Linked DNA regions of Mus musculus: region 1 is linked to region 2. A link is a loop called in an ENCODE intact Hi-C map of the cell type or tissue named here. Cell type or tissue: heart. All regions are shown on one strand. Links, peaks and the distances in the headings refer to the core of each region. The heading gives the core; the rest is flanking DNA.

The links. Peaks named below come from ENCODE experiments on the same cell type or tissue, not always from the same donor. Only the 100,000 strongest peaks of a DNase experiment are listed, where the experiment ranks them.
Region 1: it touches region 2 in a loop (2.3-fold over the local background); 4 of 42 quality-filtered maps call a loop at or near these places.

Annotation. Positions count from the first base shown.
Region 1 is chr6:58,924,368-58,932,708 of GRCm38, forward strand. No RefSeq gene overlaps it. Among named protein-coding and RNA genes, the nearest start is that of Nap1l5, 21 kb to the left of the region's middle. In heart, for the core only: no CTCF peak of the experiment used is centred there; DNase peaks (open chromatin) are centred at 3,714, 5,624 and 5,834; H3K27ac peaks cover 253 bases.
Region 2 is chr6:59,015,707-59,024,047 of GRCm38, forward strand. The region is part of intron 1 of Fam13a (family with sequence similarity 13, member A); the gene reads right to left. Gm52905 (a long non-coding RNA gene) reads left to right here and starts at 4,461. Exons shown (of 2, transcript XR_003956447.1): 1 at 4,461-6,086; 2 at 6,738-8,341. In heart, for the core only: a CTCF peak has its summit at 4,835 (motif pointing right); no DNase peak of the experiment used is centred there; H3K4me3 peaks cover 508 bases; H3K27ac peaks cover 436 bases.

The sequences.
Region 1 (8,341 bases), core at 239-8,238, 91 kb before region 2:
AGTGAGTTCAAGAGTATTTCATTTCTTGTTTTGTTTTGTTTTGTTTTGTTTTGTTTCATTTTGCTTTTCGAGACAGGGTTTTTCTGTACAGCCTGGCTGTCCTGGAACTCACTTTGTAGACCAGGCTGGCCTCGAACTCAGAAATCTGCCTGCCTCTGCCTCCCAAGTGCTGGGATTAAAGGCGTGCGCCACCACTGCTTGGCTGAGTATTTCATTTCTTATTTATCAGATCCATAATATTATGTCCTTTGTTGAGGTCCTTGATACATTTAATGTGAGTCAGGTAATAATCCAGTTTCATTCTTCTACCTACAGCTATCTCGCTTGACCAGAACAAGGTGAAGAGACTGTGTTGTCTCTAGTGTTAGTTTTGGTTTAACATGTTTGCATCCTCAGTTCTTGTCCACTGATTGATGTGTCTGGTCTTAAATAACAATACCATGCTGTGTTTCTTAGTCTGCCTCCGAAATACAACCTAACACCAGATGATGATAACGCCAACAGTTTTTTTTTTTCTTTTTTTTTTTTTTTGGACTTTTGTCCTATTAATCCATGCTGGTATCTTTTTCAATTTCTTTTTCCAATGTTACAAATTCTTTTTATTATATAAGTCTTTCAGTTCCTTAGTATCCAAGATACTTTGGGGGACTATTGGTTATTGTTTGAATATAGTAAGAGTATGGGTTTTGCCTGTTCATTTTGTAGTGTGGTACTTTGTGGGTGTAGTTCTCTGTTAGAGTTTTTAAAGTCTTTTAAAAGATACTTAGACTTCTTTCTTTTCTGTTTGAATCATCTTCCATTGTCTTATTGCTCTAAGACTTGTATTATGTTGAATAGAATTGGAGAGAGTGAACATCCTTGCCTTAGTCCTGATTTTAGTGGAAATGTTTTTTTTATTTTTCTCTAATTAGCATGATATTGGCTAAACTTGCCATGTAGTTCCATATTATATTGAGGTATGTTGCCTGTTTCCCTAGTCTCATGATGTTTATCATGAGAGAATATCATATCTTGTCAAAAGCCTTTTCTAAATCTAATGAGATAATTGGGGCTTTTTCTGTCTGATTATGTTTATATGGTGGATTTAGTTACTGATTTACAGATGTTGAACCACCCCTGCATCTCTGGGGGGCATAAGGCTGACATATTCATAGTGGAAAATCTTCTTTGGTCTTGAATTCAGTTTGCAAGTATTTTTATTGAGGTGTGTGTGTGTGTGTGTGTGTGTGTGTACGTGCGTGTTTGTGTTGTGTATATTCACCTTAGATGCTGGCAATATTTTCCTTCTTTTAATTTTTTAACTTTGATCCTGGTATCATATAAATTATTTGAAAATGTTCTTTTTCTTTCTATTGTATGAAATAATTTGAGGAGTATTGTTGTTTCTCTCTGAGGGACTAGTAGAATTCAGTTCTGTATCTATGTAGTCCTAGGATTTTTTTTCAGCTAGGTGTTTTTTCAATCATTGTTTCTCACTGGTAGTTATAAATCTATTTAAATTCTTTTCATCCTCTTAATTTAATTCTGGTAGGGCATGAATATTTAAAAATTCATTTCTTTTAGACTTTTCAGTTTAGTGGACTATCAGTTTTTAATGTATGTCCTTATAATTTCCCAAGTTTCCTCAGTCACTGCTGTCATGTGTCCTTTTTCATCTCTGGTCTTATTCATTTAGTTAATTTGCCTAAGCTTTGTTAATCTTGTTAACCTTTTCAAAGGACCAACGCTTACTCATTATCTGCATTGTTTTTCTCATTTCTATTTTATTAATTTCAGTCCTGATTTTTATTATGTCTTGCCACCGATTTCAGTCTGTTGTGTTTTCATTTTCATTCAATTCTAGGAAATGTTTAGTCTCCTTCTTCACTTCTCCCTTGACCCAATTTTCATTTAGTAATGTATTATTAAGGCCCATGAGTGTGTGTGTACATTCTGCTGTTTTCTGTTGTTCATATTCGGCTTTCTTCCACTGTGGTTAGATCCAATGCAGGTTGTTATTTACATTTTCTGGATTTGTTCTAACTTGACTTGTGACCTAATATATGGTCAGTTTTGGAGAAAGTTCCATAGTCTGATGAGGAGAAAGTGCAGTTTTAGCATTTAGGTGGATTGGACCGAAAATGTCTGTTCTGTAAATGTCACTTGCTTTATGCTATCATTTAAATCTAGAGTTTCTCAGTTGTTGTTTTTTCCCCCAGATGACCTGTCTATTGGAGAGAGTGGGTATTGGAGTCTCCCTCTATTACTGTGCTGGAGTCAACATGCTGTTTTAAATCTAAACATGCCTTTTTAATGCCATTAGATGCTCCTTTGTTTAGGGAATGTCTTAGTTTGGTTACTATTGCTGCGGTGAAAGTGTGACCAAAAGCAACTTGGAGGGAAAGATCTTAGGAAGACATTTTCTCAGTTAAGGCTCCATCCTCTCTGTTGACTCTAGGTTGTGTTGCGTTGACCCAAAACTAGTCAGTGCAGCACATATATGTTTACAATCATAGTATCCTGTCTGCTGATTTTTCCTTTAACAACTGTAAAGTATCTTTCCTTATCTCTTCTGGATAACTTTGGTTTGATGTCTATTCAGACATTAGAATCATCTTTTTTTTTTTTTTCAATCCCTTGACCATGAGATGGTATCCGTTATATCATTGGTCATGAGCTGTGTTTCTTGGAGGGAGGCAGTGAAAAGATGGATCCTGTTTTCTGATCCAGTCTGTGCCTGTGCCTCTTTATTGAGGAGTGCAGATAATTAATATTGAGTTATTATCGAATAGTGTGTCTTTGCTTCTGTTATTTTGTTGCAAGGGATGAAAGAGCAGGTCCCTGTATCTTTAGGAAAAAGTGAAGATTTTTCCCTTTAGGTTAAACTGACCAGGGTTCATTTGGGAGTGACACAGTGGCATACCATCAAGCCAATCCAGTCTAGGCTCTTGGAAAAAGAGTTAAACCTTACAAAAGAGGAGCCCTGTAAAGAGTACACAGACATTGGTCTCTGGCTTTAGGCTTCTGGTGGGGTGTGGGTGGACAGTTTGTCTCTCTTAGCCTTTCCTCGAGGACAAAGATCCTAGACCCTGCAGCACAATAGGCGATGGTAAAATCACCCATGCTGGTGTGGGCTGGGGCCCCGCCTCCCTCCAGACTCATGCATGCTGGTGTGGGTTGAGGTTGTCTCTCTCCTGACTCCTCCATGTCTGTGTGGACTGAGGCCTTGTCTCTTCCCAGACTTGTCTATGCTGGTGTGGAGTGAAGCCTGGTCTCTCCCCAGACTCGTCCCTGCAAGCTTTCCCACTTGCACATTGTCTTTTTCCAGAATAATAGGATGTGTACTCTTCCTATAGCACCAGTAAAGGGAACTCAGATGTCAGCTTCTTTTTCTTTCCTAACAGAATGACTGGGTGCTTGGCACAGTGCAGAATCACATGCTCTTCAGATCTTTTGAAAGCTGATTTTCCTCAGTCTAATCCCATGAGAGTTAGGTACAATTTATGATAATTATGGATTTGGTTCCCACTGGTGTTAAACTTCCTGACAAACTTAAGTAAGACTTAAAATGGAGCCAGACCCTAATAACCAGACTGGTCTTTTGTGGTCCCCTTTTCTTTCAGATTAGGAGGAAGATAGCAAAAGCAGATTTGTAAATAAGCCTGGTCCCTATTGGCTCCTCAGTGGCCCGTGTTCTCCAGGATAAAAGCCAAGAGCCAGGGCCAAGTAGGTTCTGGCTGCAGGTCCTGCAGGGCTGGCAGGACACTGCCAAAGCTGCTTGTTAAAAATAGATCTCTTAACCTTTTGTCCCTGAATTGAAGGACTCTCAAGTTCAAGTCACTGTCAGAATGTTCAGAGTAGAGACCTGGGTGTACTGATGTCTGCGGTAGTGTTAGGGGTGGGAAGGGACAAGATTGTGGAATGATTTGAATCTGAAAGCTTCCCTGGTGCTAGCCTCAGGCAGGCATGGTCTTCATCTGGTTCTTCCTTCGTAGGGTGAAAGAGTGGAGGACCCCATGTGCCTTCCTCTACTTAGCCCTGGCCACAGGTTGTGGGATTTGGGATGCTCCTTAACAGCTTGGCAAAATTTTAGCAAACTACCCCTCCTTCGGGGGCAGTTAGCTTTTAATTTAAAAATATTTCCCGAAATAAACTTCAGGGCATCTAAGTCATCCAGAAACTCATTGGAAGGTTCCTCCTTGCCTTCTTCACACCACTGGACTTAGGCATTTGTTTCCACATTGATCTCAGAGACCATCCCAGTTCATTCTGAACTGTTGATGTGTCTGATCAGTTCTGGACCTCCCAAAGACTTTAGGGAGAAACTTAGAAGGTTTCTCCTGCTCAGAGAGGTCATTTAGCAAGCAGTAATCCTTCTGAGAAAGCAGCCAGGATGTTTGAAAATAGTGATAGACATGATATGTTTTTTCCTCCAACTGAATTGGTTAACTGTTTCCATAAAATCTTGCTTATCTTTACATCCTAGGGTAGACTTCTGGCCTACAGACACATGCACACACACACACACACACACACAATATAAATACATACAATACACATGTACAACACACACATGTACACCCACCCACATAATACAACACATATGTATATGCACAAACATTCACCCCACAAACACACATGAATAACACACACATAGCACACACAAACATAACTGAACGTGTTCCTCCACACTGACCCATACTTAGAGTGTTGGAGTAATATTGTTTTTCTAACATATACAAACAAGAAAGGAGAGGGTGATGGGGAATGGCATGGTGAGTGATCGTGGAAAGTACAATGCCTGTTCTGAAAGACTTCAGAATGTGTTGCTGAACTACAAAAACACTTTATTTCAATGCAGACACAACACTGAGCCTACAACAACCTATAAAGCAAGAAATGCAATCATTTTTTTTTTCATACAATGAAACGGAGGCTCTGGGAGGATAAATCCTGTACCCAGATCATGTAGTGGGGCCTTGAAGCACCTGTAGGCATTCTGTTTCTGGCTGTTGTCAAGTGGGTCGTTTTTTGTTACTCAGAGTTTAGTTGTGGAACTGGTCATTTCTATAGATGCACAGCGTGCTCTGCACCCTTCCGAAGGCTAGACAAGCAGCATGGCAGAGAGCAAGCATTAATGACAGGCCTGTCCCGAGACCTGAACCCTACAGCCCTTTCTGAGCTACAATACTCATCCCAAAGTCCTCACTGAGGTGGCCTTCTAGTAGCTCAGCCACATGTTTGTTCTGGTGTGAGGAGTACTCTCTCGCCTTCCTCACCGCGCCTATTATACACAGGGATTGTCAGTGTTTCAGAAGTACCAGCTAAAGAAAAATATCAGTGTCTCAAAAATGTCTTATCATGTAGTAATCATGCCCAGAAGGAGGGTCTAAAGATTGATTCATGTTTTTGAATGGCTTTTGAGAACTTCAGAATTTATGGCAACATATGACTTAAACATACATGGGCTCTGCTGGGAATCTGAGTGGTCCAAGGGATTTGCTTCTCACCATGTTTTCTGCAATGCTCCCCCCCCCCCCCCGTGGTAATAAGCCGTGTAGCTGGAGAGGAAAGTGAGAACCGAGCTTTCAGCACCTCCGGTCCTGCCAAATACCCCCTGTCTGCATGCCAGGGCTCTGAAATGCACTAGGGAGTTCTGATTTGGCTTAGTGGGTATAAGATTCTACTGTGTAAGTTCAGCCTTGGCAAGCTGACATAGCTTAGAGATAACACTGGTAAATTTTGTCTTACAAGATGCTGAATCCATCCCAGAAAAGCAATGATGAAGCCATTTAGGTCTCACTTCCCTTCCCCAGTGAGCCCTCCCACCATGGGCAGGTCACATTGCAACATTCTGTTTGGGCCACCAGCTTTGTGAAGCGCAAGCACTACATGGCCAGGGCAGAGGGCGAGGCGAACATCCAGAATGCGTCCAGTCTTTGACACAAGCGGTAGACCTGTGTGAATTTGAGCTCACTTAACTTTTTGGCTTCGTCAGAAGGATCAGCATCTGCTCTGTGGGTACACAGCTTGCTCTGAAAGCACGACCATCTGAGTTTGGATCTCCATCTCTTACATAACATCTGGGAATGGCTGTGCTCCCTCTAACCCCAGCACTAGGAGAGGAAACAGCAGGCAGATATCAAAAAGTCCCTGGCGGTTGAGCTTGCAGTTCATTTAGAGAGTCCTTGTCTGAAGGCAATAAAGTGGAGAATGATAGGAAGCCTGTCCTGCTCTGGCATCCTTCATTGTTATACTTACATGTATATACCATATGTAATGCATGAATGCATACACAAAGCAACTTCAAAATATTGAAGGAATCGGGGTAACTAAATACTACCTATCATTTTTTCCAAGTTTATTACTTTGCTTCCATTGAAGAACAACTAAAGTACTTCAGGTGGGCTTCAGTTTTGGAATAATGGAACTAAATATCATCGCTGTACTCTGAAAGTCACTCATATTTTCACAGTAGAACAAGGTCTTTCCACCGAGGTCATTTTACTCACTCGAAGTATATACCACATGAGCAGTATGAGTCTTACTCCCATGCCTTTTACCCCTGGAGTCCTGTGTTCCCTCAGCCACAGGAGGACAGTCCTGTGCCTACAATTGAGACTTCCCTTCAGGCAGCTGTGTGGCACTTGGCCTGCCAGGTGACTCAGAAAGCTGAGGTGTTCGCACAGATGCAATGCATGTTCTCCAAACTTTTGATTGTCCCTGTTTAATTTTAGAACAGTAAATGCCTAAACTCTGTACCCAAGGTGGCCGAGTAGACTTTGGAAAGGTACTTAACTAAAGAGAATTCTCCTTAAGCAGAATTTGCTTCGCTTCTGCACCCCTTCAGCTATTTCGAATAGTCTAAAGGCAGCTGGTAGAAAGGACCACCTGCTTTTCCAGTTTCTGCACTGACTACCACACTCGTGTGCACAATTTGCCTCTCCTTGTAGGGCCCTTCCTTCTCTGGAGACAGAACAAAAACCTAATCCTCCTGAGGCTTCGGAGGGATGCAAATGAGCCAGCATTGGATCCTACAAGAAGGGAAAGGTCACACCCCATCAGCAGTGTAGTCACATGATGCTGACACAAACTTCAGAGCTTCTACAGTTAAAAATAATTTATTTTTTAAATACAAAATGCAGTCATGTGTAAAAAAAAATGTACACAATGGTTTGAATTCAATTTCTCTTTTTAAAGGACATTGGTAATTTAAATATTTTTCTGATTATATTTCATGTAAGTATTGTTCTGGGGCCCATATTAGTGACATTTTACCCATTTCTGTGTATTTTTTTTTTCATGCTTCAACAACGTGCCAACAAACTGATTGCTTGGGCCATGCACTTGACCCTGGCTGGCACCATTCTGGGAACCATGAACCTTCAAAATAATATGGAATTGTCAATGCACATAGACTTTCCCTTCACATACACATGAATGTGTATCTACAATTCTGGCCTTCGTTTATATTCATACATGTGTTATAATCATGGACCACTGCCAGTGATATGTACAGTGTTGGGTATGTGCATATTACCCTTATTTGGAACATCCCATGTTGGCTAGCATTTGTAGCCATGCTGGTGGAGCAATTTGAAAACATATTGGCTTCTTTTTCTTTTTTCTTTTCTTTTCCTTCCTTCCTTCCTTCCTTCCTTCCTTCCTTCCTTCCTTCCTTCCTCCCTCCCTCCCTCCCTCCTTCCCTCCCTCCCTTCCTTCCTTCTGTTTTTTTTTTTTTTTAATTTGAATGTTCTCTTTAGAGCATTTTAGGGTCAACTGAACAAAATTATATCAATGAAGGAAATTAAAACATTCTAGATTCTCCTAAGTAGCTTCAGCATTTGGGGTACAGTTTTGTTCCTCTCTACTGCTTTAACCAAATGGACACTGAGAAAACACCCCATGGGTACTGATCTCAGCAGGGACTCCACCTTGCCTCACTGGGGGTGGGGGTGGAGAGCACAGAGGACGTGAGTGTCCTGGAAGAAACATCCATGAAAGCAGAACAGAATTTAGACTGCAATTAGTCTTTCACACAGCATTCTGTGATGCACATACTGTCGACACCATCTTACCAAAGATTAAATCTCTTCTGAAAATCAAGTTTAAATGTATGACACTCCTTTTATGTCTCTGATGGTTGCTACATCCAGTTGCCTCTACTGAAAACTAGGAAGCCACTAGACAGACTGCTGTAAAGGGTATCGGAGCCATTTTTATTCTTTCACTCTGAGTCTTTAACTTACAAAGAATTGCAAGCGCAATACTGCTCACAGTTTAGTCAGCCCACAGTGCTCTAAGACAGTGTTGAGTATACCAGCAGGAACTGGTTCTAATGGTCCTCGCCTAGACAAGTCAG
Region 2 (8,341 bases), core at 311-8,310:
ATTTGCTTGAACCATTGACAACTGCTAAAGATGGACAGGCTCCTAAGATGCAATGGCAAACGTCACAAAACCCACAGGCAGGGCTAGGCAACCATTGCTGACTGAAAGCTCACCACAGGCCAGGCTTGTGTGCTGAGAGTTTACACACACTGTCTCCTTCACTCCTCAGGCATCCTCAGAGGAAAGTAGCAGCGATGACTTGAATCAATCACAGTCAAATGATATAAACACATCCAAGGAAGACCGAAAAGCTGTGAAAGCTCAGATGCTGTCTGTCCTTGTCTGTCTCTAACATTTGATCTCTGTAGCACTGTGTACCCTAATGGGTTTGGTGAAACTCGTGAAAGAAGCCACACTGAATTCCAATGGCCACATAGGCACTAGAGGGGAAGAGGGTGGGTAGAAGACGAACTACTCCCACAGTGGAAAGACAATGGGATTTGGAGGCCTCGGGAAGCAATGGGAAGCAACATAGTGCTGATGGGAGTAGCACTGTAAGCAGCAGTGGCCTAGCACAGTGGCCCCAGACACCAATGGGAGAGGGGCACGTGGATGTTTGTTAAGTGAACAAGATGAAAGTGAATAAAAGTCACTTAGAAAAACATCACAGTGTGTAAGTGATCTGTGCAGTGTGTGAGGGTATGAGTGGTCTGCTCAGTATGTGAGAGTGTGAATTGTTTGCTCTGTATGTGAGGGTATAATTGGTCTGTGCAGTGTGTGATGGTGTGGGTGGTTTGTGCAGTGTGTGAGTGTGTGAATCGTCTGTGCAGTGTGTGAGGGTGTGATTGGTCTGTGCAGTGTGTGATGGTGTGGGTGGTCTTTGCAGTGTGTGATGGTGTGGGTGGTCTATGCAGTGCATGATGGTGTGAATGGTCTGTGCAATGTGTGAGTGTGTGAATGGTCTGTGCAGTGTGTGAGGGTGTGATTGATCTGTGCAGTGTGTGATGGTTTGGGAGGTCTGTGCAGTGTGTGAGGGTGTGAGTAGTGGGTGCAGTGTGTGATGGTGTGGGTGGTCTGTGCAGTGTGTGAGGGTGTGAGTAGTGGGTGCAGTGTGTGAAGGTGTGAGTGGTCTGTGCAGTGTGTGTATGTATGTGAGTGGTCTGTGCAGTGTGTGATGGTGTGAGTGGTGTGTTCTGGCCAGAGTCTGGTTCCTAACTTGGTTTCAGGGCTCAATTTCACATTGACAGTGCAGTAACTTTTTTTGTGTCCCCATTTTGCTTACTGCCTTTGCAAAACCATTTGTCCTTTGTGTTAGCTCCATTCATTCCGTGTGACATGACCAAGTCTATCTAGCTCTTCATGTTAGTTCTTGGTAAAGCTATTTTCTGAGTTTTATTCTTTATTTCTATTTTATGCTTTCCGAAGCCCAGGCCTTAGGAACTTTCACTCTCAACTCCCAACCCCTCCCACTCTCTATTCCTATTTAATTACATAGGTGCTCCAACTTAAAAAACAAAAAACCAAAAACACCACACAACCCTCTGAGGATGCCACTTATCTTTTAACTACAGTTGACCAGGCCCACTCTTCCCACTAACACATCTTTTTCAAGTTGAGACTAAAACAACTTGTGTTTGGGAAGATTTGTATGAGATTATAAAGTATTTGATCTTAAAACGTGCAGAGAAATGGTTGTTTTTGTTCCTGGGATACAGTATTTGCTAGTTTGGCAATACTAATTATAAATCTGCTGTCAATGAAGGAGGCCAAACTGGTTTTAGAGTGTAGTCTCAAGGTGACAATGTGGAATTTGGAAGGAATATTAAATGTGAAGACATACAGGCAAATCTGTGCCAGAAAAAAATCACATAGGTCAAGAGAGTCACTCAGAACTTTTAAAGTGTATGAATGTATACTAGGTTCCAATAAAGCTCACCTGCCATCCTCATGCGTAAAGTGAATGCTGCAATGTCCTCCAGTGAACCTACCAGGTTGTGCACTCTGAAAACATGTCATACAATTTAGAATTAGGAGTCCCATTTTGGTGTGTCTATTGAAGAGAATAAATGAAGTCCGAATGGAACCCAGCTCCTAAGCCTCTCCAAGTCTCTAGCTGATTACTCATGTTGATGATGAAGAGCTTTTCCCACTACAAAACAGTGCTCCTATACTAGGAATGAGAGGAGTTGTTCTCCACATAGTTCTGAAAGGTTTCCATTACAATGAATGGAAGTACTTAGACTAAGTACTCCCCCACATGCATTAGCTCTTTTGAACAAGTCTTCCTTATGTTATAACACAACAAGGTAGAAATAGTTCCAGATGGCTATAAAACAAGCTCACCCATTATTATCATATAACATATAAAGAACTAGAAGAGAACCTCAAATTTTGATAAGCATATAAAATAGTACTTTTGTTTTTTCTAAGTTGACAGTTATAATAGTTACAGGAAATGCACTAAAACCTGCCTAGGGAAAATATTGGAGTATTCTAATAGAGGTAACCTTCCTAATGTGTTTCCTTTGTAACGATATATGCATGTAACAATTAACTGAATACATTATTTACAATATTTTGGTATAAATATTTCTGCCATTTGTAATGGAAACCTTTTGGAATTATGTGGAGAATAATGTTTGATGTTTCTACTAATATTGCCTATGGTCTTTTCAGTTCAAGTGTATAATGATCATGACACAGGGGTCATCTATGGCCATAGAGTTACTTTCAGTCTCTAGTACAGTGTCTATCTTACAGACCTCCAAGCTTCTGGAAACAGGTTGAGCAGGTCACTTCCCTTTACTGCTTAGTGGATTTTTTCTTTTGGGTAACAATGTCTTCTCCCTTAATTCTGCTGTTAATCACCCTCCCCCCCACACACACCCCATGATGATCATTTTTATATATAAATGGTTTTTATTTTTATTTCTCAGTAGGAATTTTGCATATGTTTTATGTTTTTATGTCCTTGACTAGGCAACTATTTTGTTTACCCGAGTTTGAGTTTAGCCACATGGGAAATAAAAAGAGATTTAGAAAACCCCTAAGGATCTTTTTGGTCCTAAAGTGGAGACTATATTTTCAGAGTTCTCCAATGCTACTTCTGCATATGAGTAAAATTCCTTATTCAAATATATGAAACTGTCAAATAATAAAACCAAAAAACCAAAAACAATTAAGTATTTAAACATTATGAAAAAAGGAGGAAAGGTCCATGAACTATAGAATGGATTACCAAAATTTGATATACTTATATCAGAATAATATTCAGCCATAAAAGGAACTAAGAACTGGTACATGCCATACATAATGTGGATAAAGTTTGAAAACAGAAAAGGGAAAGAAGTCAATAATATGATGCTACATGTGATATAGCCGTACCATTCTGTTTATATACCAGAGAAGAGAGGTCCACAGAAACAAGGGTATGAGAGAGCACCTAGCAAGGAGATGATACTGAAAGCTAAATAGTGGGTCTCTATCTAGGTGATGAAAATGTCAACAGTTGATGCACAATTCTATGAATATGCTGAAAGCTATTGAGTCACATGCTCTAAATGGGCAAAATGTGTGACATGAAAGTGTTATATCTGCCGGGTGTGGTGGCACACACCTTTAATCCCAGCACTCAGGAAGCAAAGGCAGGCGGATTTCTGAGTTTGAGGCCAGCCTGGTCTACAAAGTGAGTTCCAGGACAGCCAGGGCTATACAGAGAAACCATGTCTCAAAAAACAAAAACAAAACAACAAAAAGTGTTATATCAATAAATCTGACTGAAAGTTATTTTTAGTTCCTTTAACTTTTTTCTAGTTCTTCTTAAGGGAAGGCTAGTAGGTCATTAAGAAGTTTCCATATAATACAGACTATTGGCAGTTGATTCTCATTGCCACAAGGGAACATATGTGCACAGGAATGAAACAGGTGAAAAGATATTGTGTTCCAAGGAATTTAGTTTGATGTTTTGTGTGTGTGTGTGAGTGTGTGTGTGTTTGTGTGTGATAGAGAGAGAGACAGAGATAGAGAGAAAGGAGAAACAGAAAGAAAGACAGAGAGACAGATACAGAGATAGAGAGAAAGGAGATACTGAGACAGAAAGAAAAGAGAGACAGAGGCAGAAAGAGACAGAAAGAGGGGCTAAGTGTGAGTGTGTGCATGATTGTGGAAGTCGTAGTATAGGACACAGCAGGTATCATGAGAAATCAACAGTGCTCTCTGCCTTATTGTTTTGAGATGGAGTTTCTCACTGATCTCATAGGTGGTTATTTTCAGTTAAGCTGGTTGGCCATCAAGCTCTCAGAACTTGCAGTCTTTGTCACTCAGAGATTGAGTTACATGCACACACAGCCATGCCCTGCTTTTAACACAAGTGCCGAGGTTCCTGACTCAAGTCCTTGTACTTGTACAACCCCAACCACTAAATGCTGAAAAACAACATCCTTCAGGAGTTTTTTTTTTTTTTTTTTTTTTTTTTTTTTTTTTTTTTTTGAGAAAGGGCCAAAAGATCTCATTATTATCTCTGTCTGTCCTGGAGCTCAGTATGCAGACCAGGGTGGCCTTGAGCTCACAGAGACCCTCCTGTCTCTACCTCCCAAGTGCTGGGGTTAAAGGTATGTACCACTATGTCTGGCCAAATTACCTTCTTTATATGAGTAATTGGCAAACATTTCTGCTCTACAGGTAAGGAAGTCACCACGCAGTGAGAATAGGTCTGTTTTTCTTTCAAGTTTGTTACTATCAAATACAGGCTATATCATCAATAAATAATAAATTCAGATATACAACCCACACAGGTCTGAAGTGAGGTAGCCTTTAACTCCTTATATTGGGCTGGCAGGCAGGGTGGTTAGTAACCAGGCAAGTTAGGCATCACCTCCACAAGCAGCAGGGGGCTCTCTAACACCACACAGCAGCTCAGGATCCATGTGACTTAGGTTTTTACCAATGAACTCAAATGTCATCCCATTGTCAATGTTGATGCACTTGCTGAAGGATACTCGTAAGACAAACATTTACAGGCCAGATATGTCCCACCGAGAGGAAGTTTCAGCAAAGTTTTAAATGTTGAATCATTAATACATGCTAATTAATTATGTTGCTTTAAGTCTTCTTTGAAGTCCACTTAAACTTGGATTTCTTACGTGCTTCACCCTTGGAAAAACTAATATTCAAGCTATTATAATATTCTGGATGAAATGATGAAAAAGAGGCTTCCATAGACATTATGATCCTCCACCTCTCACTTAGTAAATCAACACAGGCTTGTACTTGATGCTTACCCAAGCATGAAGATGCCTGAACATTTAAAAGAGGAAGCCAAATTCCAAACACTAATGATCTTCCATATCACCCTTCGTGGAGATAAACTGAGGGGATATTGGGAAGTTAATCCAACAAATCAAAGTACTGCCCTGAAAGCTGACTTGGTGAAGGTCTCCATAAAGCCTTTGTATCTGGGCCTGTTGTGGTGCGTCTCTCTCAGGAAATATTTTGGTAGAGATCCATAACTACTTGTCGCAGGGAAAGCAACACTGATCGTAGGTGAATCTCTCAAAGAGCTGAGCTGTCTGCTGACTTGGGATCTGATAAAAATGCAACCACATTAGTCACCAAAGGTGAAAATCTCACTTTCTTTTCAATTCTTACTCCCCTCATATTATTGATCTCAAAGACCCTTACAGACAGGGAAGACCATAAAGTGTTGTTTTATCATGAACTGTAAGAATGATATAAATATTTTAGAATCTTTAAACAAAACTAGGGAAGAGGGTGCAGAGGATTGGCCTTCAGTTGTCAGCTCCCAATCACGTGTAACTCGAGTCCCAGGGGATCCAATGTTGTTTTGTTTTGTTTTTTGACCTGCAAAGGTTCATGCATACCTCTGTCTGTCAAAAAATTAAAATATAAATATAAATCTTTAAAAAATAAAAATGTGAGACAATTTGAATTTTTTTCTTTTTAGGACCTAATAAGACTTCATTTTTAATTTAGGTCATTTGAAATGAAGTGTAAGAAATGAGAATTTTACAAAGGGACAGAATTTGAACACTCAATCTCTACAAAGCTTTCACTGAAGCCCACGCATGTCTGAGTCAAGCCTATGCTGGAAACTCCACAGAAAAAAGAAGATTGGAAAGAGGACCAAGGTGCGTTAAATCATTCTCACTCTTTAACTTGGTGTGCATTCTCATCTCAGTTATAAATCGGGGGTATTAAAATATCTTCTACGCCTTCGGAAGGGATGCAAAGGAAGGCTAAAAAGTCACCTATGAAAATTATAACTTAGGTAGACATTATTACAGTACAAGTGTACCCTCTAATAACATCAGACACGTAGATGAGGTTGAATAAAACACAGGGTGAAACATATCCATCGAGGTGCATCTGTTATTACTCTAATCTTGCTGTGTATTACAGAATTTACCGCATGGCATTGCAATTGCCTGGTGATGTTTCTGCGTCCTCACTAGTGTGGGACAGCAGAACTTGTGTCTTAATTTCCTTACTGGCAGGGCAGTAGTGTTTGATCAAGGAGAAAACATTAAACAATGTTGTAAGTTTTGTTTGAACAGGCAAAACTGAAAAGAATACCTCCCATAAGGCCATAATATTAAATATGCTATGTGCCAATGTTAGGCAGCATAGTGTCAGATTACTACATGGACCAGCTGTCAATAGATTTCTACAAGCTATAATCATTAACTAGAATTCACACCAGTATTTTCAATGCACTATTCACCATGAATTGCTTTACTTCTTGTTTAAAGCTAATATTTTACCTATTTATTTCAATTCAGTTTCAAGCACTCTGGCACTGAAACCTTGCACGAGTCTATAAACTCTCTCCTTTGGGAGCTTGAGGATGGGATCCTCAGCAATGGGGATCATTTCTATAACAAACATGGAGAACAACAGCCAAAGACATTGGCCTGAGATCTGAAGAGAGACACCCTGCAAGATCATGAGCGATTCGGCATAAACACTTAGACTCACAAGGGACCTCTGTGCAGAAAGCCTCATCATACACACCTGGCCGTTGTCTTCAAGAAGTGTATAATCAAAAGCAGAAATAAACTGCAAGTGAAGATTGCCAGGGGATCAATCATCCCTGCCATGGGGCTTGGAAGTAAGGGGACATTGAGTGCACAGTGAGCTGGTGAGGAGTGACCAGAGAGACAAAAGTCATGACTCAGCATTCTGCAATGCACACTGAGATTTCTAGTTTCACTATAGCGACCAACAATGTAAAATAGTTTTCAGGAACTCACATGGTCATTTTTGCTCTACATAGCAGGCATTCTATTTTTGTGTAGCTACAACAGGGCTTAGTAATGGCCAATACTTTTTATCTAAAACATGACCTGCTTAGAGATCTTGAGGACCGACATCATTGGAAGGACAAAAGTTCCCAACCTAACAATTAGATATTAAAACTCCAAAAAGTGTACATTAGTTTTGTTCTCTTAGAAATTTCAAGCATGGGGACTTTTCCACCAAATCAATGTAGAATTATAGATTACTCTACACAGCACTTTCTTCTACATTAAGTATCAATTCTCTGATAAGGTACTCTGAACACCACATCAAGTTCCTATTACAGTGGACATGTCAGGACAGCAAAAGAAAAACAACCACACTGGCTCTCACCACAGCCAGCCTGAAGGAATCTCTTTACCAAAAATGATACACTTTTAAAATCATATTTCTGTTGCTAAAGCACAAACAAAATATACATGGGATTGTTTCTTTTCAGTAAATTCATTTCATCTAAGTATTTTCAATAAATTGCCATTACTGTCTGATTTTTGACAATACCATTTTCCATAGAAAACTGTAAATGAAACATATATATGAAGTCAAATGTCACTATCACTAAGTAATTGCAATTCAGATGTAACCATATGATTAGCACAAGTCAGTTTTTAAACTATGAACTGTGACCTTGGGCGGCTCAGACTTTCTGTGGGGACAGGACTCAGTGATTTCTGTAGTGGCTTTAACACACAGCACTCAGCACTCGGGTCTACTTCACCAGCAGTGTGCTTCCTAACAGCCAGGGCTATGTACAGTTAGTTACCTTTATTTATTTCTATAGGACTCAGAGAGACACCCCACCCCCTGCCCCCATCACAGTCCTCAAAAGCAAAGCCAGAACCCTGTGCTCTATCACTCTTACACAGCATTTTTTTTTTCCTTTTTGGTTTTTGTTTTTGTTTTGTTATTTTTTTCCAAGCGTCATTTGGGTAACCAATCTACCTAGAATTATTCAAGGAAAAACATTGTTCTCAACCTTTATTCCGATAACTACAATATACTTGAAGAAAGTCCTTGCCTAGAGAGCAGAGAATCAGATCCATCTATGAGCTCTAACAGCCTGGAGACCCAGGAAGCCCATTCAGTT